Linked DNA regions of Mus musculus: region 1 is linked to region 2. The links are chromatin loops, found by intact Hi-C in ENCODE. Cell type or tissue: gastrocnemius. All regions are shown on one strand. Each heading gives the region's core, and the rest is flanking DNA. Links, peaks and the distances in the headings are about the cores only.

The links. Hi-C counts contacts between places; a loop is a spot of excess contacts. Peaks named below come from ENCODE experiments on the same cell type or tissue, not always from the same donor. Only the 100,000 strongest peaks of a DNase experiment are listed, where the experiment ranks them.
Region 1: a loop joins it to region 2, with 2.9 times the contacts of the local background. A loop is called at or near these places in 5 of 42 quality-filtered maps.

Annotation. Positions count from the first base shown.
Region 1 is chr15:96,661,102-96,664,008 of GRCm38, reverse strand. No RefSeq gene overlaps it. Among named protein-coding and RNA genes, the nearest start is that of Gm22045, 9.2 kb to the left of the region's middle. In gastrocnemius, for the core only: no CTCF peak of the experiment used is centred there; no DNase peak of the experiment used is centred there.
Region 2 is chr15:96,565,639-96,568,545 of GRCm38, reverse strand. No RefSeq gene overlaps it. Among named protein-coding and RNA genes, the nearest start is that of Gm32457, 15 kb to the left of the region's middle. In gastrocnemius, for the core only: a CTCF peak has its summit at 1,574; DNase peaks (open chromatin) are centred at 558 and 1,605; H3K4me3 peaks cover 551 bases; H3K27ac peaks cover 444 bases.

The sequences.
Region 1 (2,907 bases), core at 204-2,703, 95 kb before region 2:
CAACCAGCCTTCGGCATATGACTTTGGAGCATATCGAAGCTTCAGACGGCAATGAGGCCATGATGTCTCCCGCTTCTCCAGGCTGACTTTCCGTTCTTACTGTATAGGAACTCAGTAATGAAGCTCCCAGCCTGCTTCATATCCTGGACTTTTAACCATTACTCTAAACTGTCTCTGATTTACATGATATTAAATGGGAAATCAAAGTGGGCCCAGGTCAAGAAATGACTACATCTACTAAAATGTACACCTTGAAGATGTTTCTTCCAATGAAAAAGAACCTTGGAACTAAACAAATCAAACAGATAACAGCTGCCTGAGAAAAGTAGAATTTTAGAAGGGTTTCCCACCAAATTTTCATTATAAAATTTGTTCTTAAAATGTAATCCTGCCGGGGCCTAGCAAACACAGAAGTGGATGATCACAGTCAGCTATTGGATGGGTCACATGGCCCCTAATGGAGGAGCTAGAGAAATTACCCAAGGAGCTATAGGGAACTGCAACCCTATAGGTGGAACAACAATATGAACTAACCAGTACCCGGGAGCTCTTGTCTTTAGCTGCATATGTATCAAAAGATGGCCTAGTCGGCCATCACTGGAAAGAGAGGCCCATTGGACTTGCAAACTGTATATGCCCCAGTACAGGGGAACGCCAGGGCCAAAAAGGGGGAGTGGGTGGGTAGGGGATTGGGGGGGGTGGGTATGGGGGACCTTTGGGATAGCATTGAAAATGTAAATGAGGAAAATACCTAATAAAAAAATAAATAAAAATGTAATCCTAAGTGCTTTAAGCCCTTAAACTGAAATTAGATGGGTTTTAAGATGATGGATTACTTTCTTATAATAAAACATTCTTTGTGGTTATTGTAACACTGTTTCTTCATTTTTTCAATTTTACGTTAGGTGTATGGGTATTTTGCCTGCATTCATATTTGTGCACCATGTTTGTGCAAACCCAGGGAGGGCAGAAGAGGGTGTTAGATCGCCTGAAACTGGAGTTACAGATGGTTGTGAGCCACCATGTGAGTGCTGGGAATTGAACCCAGGTCCTCTGAAGGAGAAGCAAATACTCTCAACTACTGAGCCATCTCTCTAGTCCTGCTTCCTGAGTTTTAAAGCAGTGTAAACAAATCAGTACATTTCTGAGAGAAACAGTGGTGAAGCTTCAAAGCCTCTAGGGTTTAAGAAGCGTAAGAGTGGTAACCCTCACTGGTGGGTACAGCTTTCAGGGTGTCTGTTGCCTGGGCATTGGATCCCTCGATCTTTCCAGTGAGTGAAAGATCAACCTTGAACATCTTGAAAGTTGTTTCCTGAAAGGTCAGGATAGCCACACCTCTAACTGTTTTGTTGTTGTTGTTGTTTCTGTTTATTTTGCTTTGTTTTATCATTACTATATTTGCTGGTTTACACACCCTACAGAAGAACCATAGAGCAAGCATTCTGACACATCTGGAAAGAGCAGCAGGTGAAGCTGGCTGGGTCTTAAAATAGGCATCCCTGAGAAAGGCCAAAGAGCAAAGCTTCGGGGAATATGCCTCCTGTCCGCTCAGTCTGAGCGGGTCTACATTGTAACACGTCTTCCCTGCAGGTCTTCCCTCCCACCATACAGTGCTCTACTGACTGTTGCTACACACAGGTAACACATCTTCCCTCCCGCCACACCTGGTAAAAAGGACGCTGCAGAAAAATCCAGGCATGAATACCAACCACCTCTAAAGAAACTCAGCTGGGACCGGGGCCTTTAATTCAGATTCAAACACCTAACAGGAGAAATAGAAACCCTGAATGTCACTTGTCTTTTTAAAGACAAAGTCTGGCATTTCTCTGATTACAAAACTTAGTAGAGAGGAAAAAAGTGCAAACCTTAAACCCTTTCACCTAGAAATAGCCACTAATTATAATCTCCCTCTCCTCTCCCCTCCCCTCTTCTCCTCTCCCCTCCCCTCCCCTCTCCTCTTCTCCCCTTCCTCTCCTTCCCCTTTTCCCTCTCTTCTCCCCTCCCTCCTCCCCTCCCCATCACTTCCCCTCCCCCTTTCCCTCCACATTATCTCCCCTCCCCTTCCCCTCCTCTCCCCCTTCCCCTCCCCTCTCCCTCCCCTGCCTGTCACCTTCCTCCCCTTCCTCTCCCCATTCCCCTTTCCCTCTTCTTCCCATCCCTCTCCCTTCCACTCCCCCCTACCATGTCCTCTCTCCTCTCCTCTTCCTCTCCTCTCCTCTCCTCTCCTCTCCTCTCCTCTCCTCTCCTCTCCTCTCCTCTCCTCTCCTCTCCTCTCCTCTCTCTTCTCCTTTCTCTCTCTCTCCTGGTCTTTAAATGATGTTTTTATATTTATGCATATCTTGAACTCTGGCATTTGAAAATCAGACTGACATACAAGCTTCCTACTTTGTTTTCAATTGCCATCCCTTGAAGCCTATCATGTATTTTCTCAGTTATACTGCCCACAAAGTGTCTTAATAATTCTTCTGCGTGACCTCATAGCCTCAGAAGCACTCCCTTGCAGGTATCTGACACTAAGGGCAGGCACCACCTGACTCCCTGACCTGTATCCTGGGCTCCAGAGGCTTCCTCTGGCCACTTAGCACTCACTGGCTTCTGTGAGAATTCAGCTCAGGAAGGGGAAAGCGGGCCATCTGTGCAGGAAGGTAAAAACCAGCGTAGATTAAATGGGGTGTGAGGAAAGGCACTTACACTCTTCAAACGTGTGCTACTCAACTGAATAGCTCATCTACAGACACAACTAATCACTGGGCACACAGCGCCAGCAGAGTGGCTGCTTCTTAGCCGTCTCTATGTCCAAAGAACATAAGCAATCCCACTTTTCTAAAAGAATGGCTCCAAAATGGCTTGAGAGATTTTGATCAGACCTTGACCATTCCGAAGCTGCTCAGCTGAACACGTGCTACG
Region 2 (2,907 bases), core at 142-2,641:
ACAAGATTAGTGACCTGCCTTTGGAACTAGGGCACAGGTTACAGGCCTGTAAGGTTGGCTCTAGGCCAGTTTTCTTGGGCGAGCTTTGCAGGCGTTAGCTCCTTACTGTCATTACTGTCATTACTGTCAAATGGCCAGCAGTCTCCAGCATGATCTTTCGAGGCAGGCCAGGGCAACATTGCCTTGCCAAAGTAGAGGGACTCAGTCACAGTGTTCAGAGAGGACAGAGAAGTTTAATTCTGTTTTGTTGAGGAAACTCTACTGCACTGCCGTACACTGACAGCTTGAGAAGAAGGACCCATGGCTTCCTTATATAGCCATGAAATGGGGCATTAAAATCCTGTCAGCTCAGGGAAGCTTTTCTTCTCAGGTCATCCTGCCCTCTGGGATTCTGTTCTGCTGGACCTTGGGTTGTCACTTGGTGTACATAAAACTGTTGCTCCTGGATTGAAAACAGTCCCGGGCATGCTTGCTGCTGCACTGGTGCAGCCTGGGATGTGTCTAGGGGAGGTCAGCTCAGAAGCCTGTGCCCAAGTGTCTGCTCTCGGAGTGTCAGTAGTCAGTAGTTTAAGGTCCTTGGCACACCGTCCCTCTCTGTGAGATTCTGGGCAAGGCCGTGCTGTGAGGAGCCCATTATTAGCCTGTGGTCTGTAACAGCCGTGGGCAAGCTTCAGGGAGCAGAGGCCTGTGATGAAGAGACTATACCTGGGTGGCTACTTTAGTAGCTCATGACTATCTTTTTTTTTTTTCTTTTTTTGTTTTTGCTTTTTCAGACAGGGTTTCTCTGTGTAGTCCTGGCTGTCCTGGAACTCACTCTGTAGACCAGGCTGGCCTCAAACTCAGAGATCCACCTGCCTCTGCCTCCCAAGTGCTGGGATTAAAGGTGTGCACCACCACTGCCTGCTATGGCTATTATTTTATCCACCTGCCATAGGTCTTTTTAAAATAAATTTGCAAGGCTGTGTAGTGTTCCACTGGAAGGTCACCGAAAAACTGCCAGTGCCCATGCCTTCCCCCTATTTTAGTGTCTTCAAGGCTTTTCTACAAAGTGTGCATCTCCAACTCATCTGTAGAGAAGGAGAGTCTTTCTTGGTCCAAAATAGAGCTGCCTCACACAGTTCTGTGGCTGAAAAGTTCAGGGTCTGCTAGGGAGGGACTGAGGAATGCTGGGAGAACCTGGAAGCCAAGTCTACTTTGGTATGTTAAATATTCACCTCAGCTGTTTGTCCCGGGTCTGAATCCCAACAAAGGTGAGGACCCCAAGGCTCCATGAAAGGCCAGACACCTCCGGAGACTCCCATCCCCCTCGGAGCTGTTTGCTGTGCCAATGAGGAAATTACTTTTACTTTCTCGACATCTTGCACCACCGCCACCGTCTGTCTTTCCCGGATGTTGGTTTCTCTGTCTGTCCCATGCAGCAAGCTCGTGGCTCCCCTACAGGCGCACCAGCATCCCCAGGTACAGCTCCTCTGGGCTTTGAGAAGAACCTTACTCAAGGTTGGGATACCCGACTGAACATCTCAAAGCAGCACTCAGAAGGGAGCATGCCCATCTGCCGGTCCCCTCTCCGACCACAAGGAGCACTTCCGGAAGCCTCAGTCAGCCCCGCCTCCTCCAGGAGCAGGGAACAGTCAGCCCCGCCCCCTCCAGGAGCAGGGAACAGTGCACTTGCCCTCCTAGGAGAAGCTTCCTCCTTGAACTTATTCCATGCAGAACCGGGGAATGGTATTGTCACTCCTAACCAAACCTAACCCTGGGATTAGAACCCAACGAACCAAACATCTTGAGGAGGAACGGTGGCAAATAGCGGATTCTCTGCTTGCCATTGCTGGCTGTTCTTTCCCCTGTACCTGCTGGACTATGCTCCTGGGAAAGGCCCACGGGGAAGGTCACACCTCCCCCATGCCTGCGCCCATTGACTGTGCCTCCTGCACTTCCATGGTGTTGGGCTTGCAACTGAAGCCATGCAAAACCAGCTACTTGTACCATGTTTTTACGTGCGACAGCTTTTAAAATGGACTAGTGATGCAGTCCTCTTTGGTCCCGAGGCACACTTCTCTTTCCTGCCTGCGTTTGGCCTCTATGTGGAGATAGGGAGTGAGTAAAGGAAGTCTCTGAGCAGAAAGTGGCAGACATCAGTCCTTTTATGGTTAGTGAACTCATTTAACAGGCAGTACATTCAGTGGGAGTGAGTCCGCAGTGTTCTCCCATAGTTACTTTAAAGCTGTGCAGAAAGGGAAGTGGGAATCTTTACTGGTCATTGTCTGATGCTTCTTTTCCCACCTCAAACATCATCCCAGTCTCAGGGTTTTGTTGCTGTGACAAAACAACATCACCAAAAAAAGCAGGTTCAGGAGGAAAGGGTTTGTTCAGCATACACTTCCACATTGCTGCTCATCACCAAAGGAAGTCAGGACAGGAACTCAAGCAGGGCAGAAACCTGGAGGCAGGAGCTGATGCAGAGGCCATGGAGGGGTGCTGCTTACTGGCTTGCTTGCTCCTCATGGCTTGCTCAGCTTGCATTCTTCTAGAACCCAGGACCACCAGCCCAGGGATGGGCCCTCCCCTGCCTGCCTTGATCATTCATTGAGAACATGCCTTACAGCTTGAGCTCATGGAGGTATTTCCTCAACTGAAGATCCTTTCTCTGTGCAAACTCTAGGTTGTATCAAGTTGACACACAAAACCAGTTAGCATATCCCCTTAACTGCCTCTGGCCTAGTCTTTATGGACAGGGACCTTTGGAAGTCAGTGGATATTGCTGTGCAGGTATCCAATAGTGCCCTTGGAATGTCTACTTCTTGAGCCATGGACTCTTCTATCTTAATGGTCCTTGGGACCGTGGCCATTTTCCCCTCCCAATCACAGTTCTGCCATTGATGGCTTTAGGATGCTCCTCATTGAGGA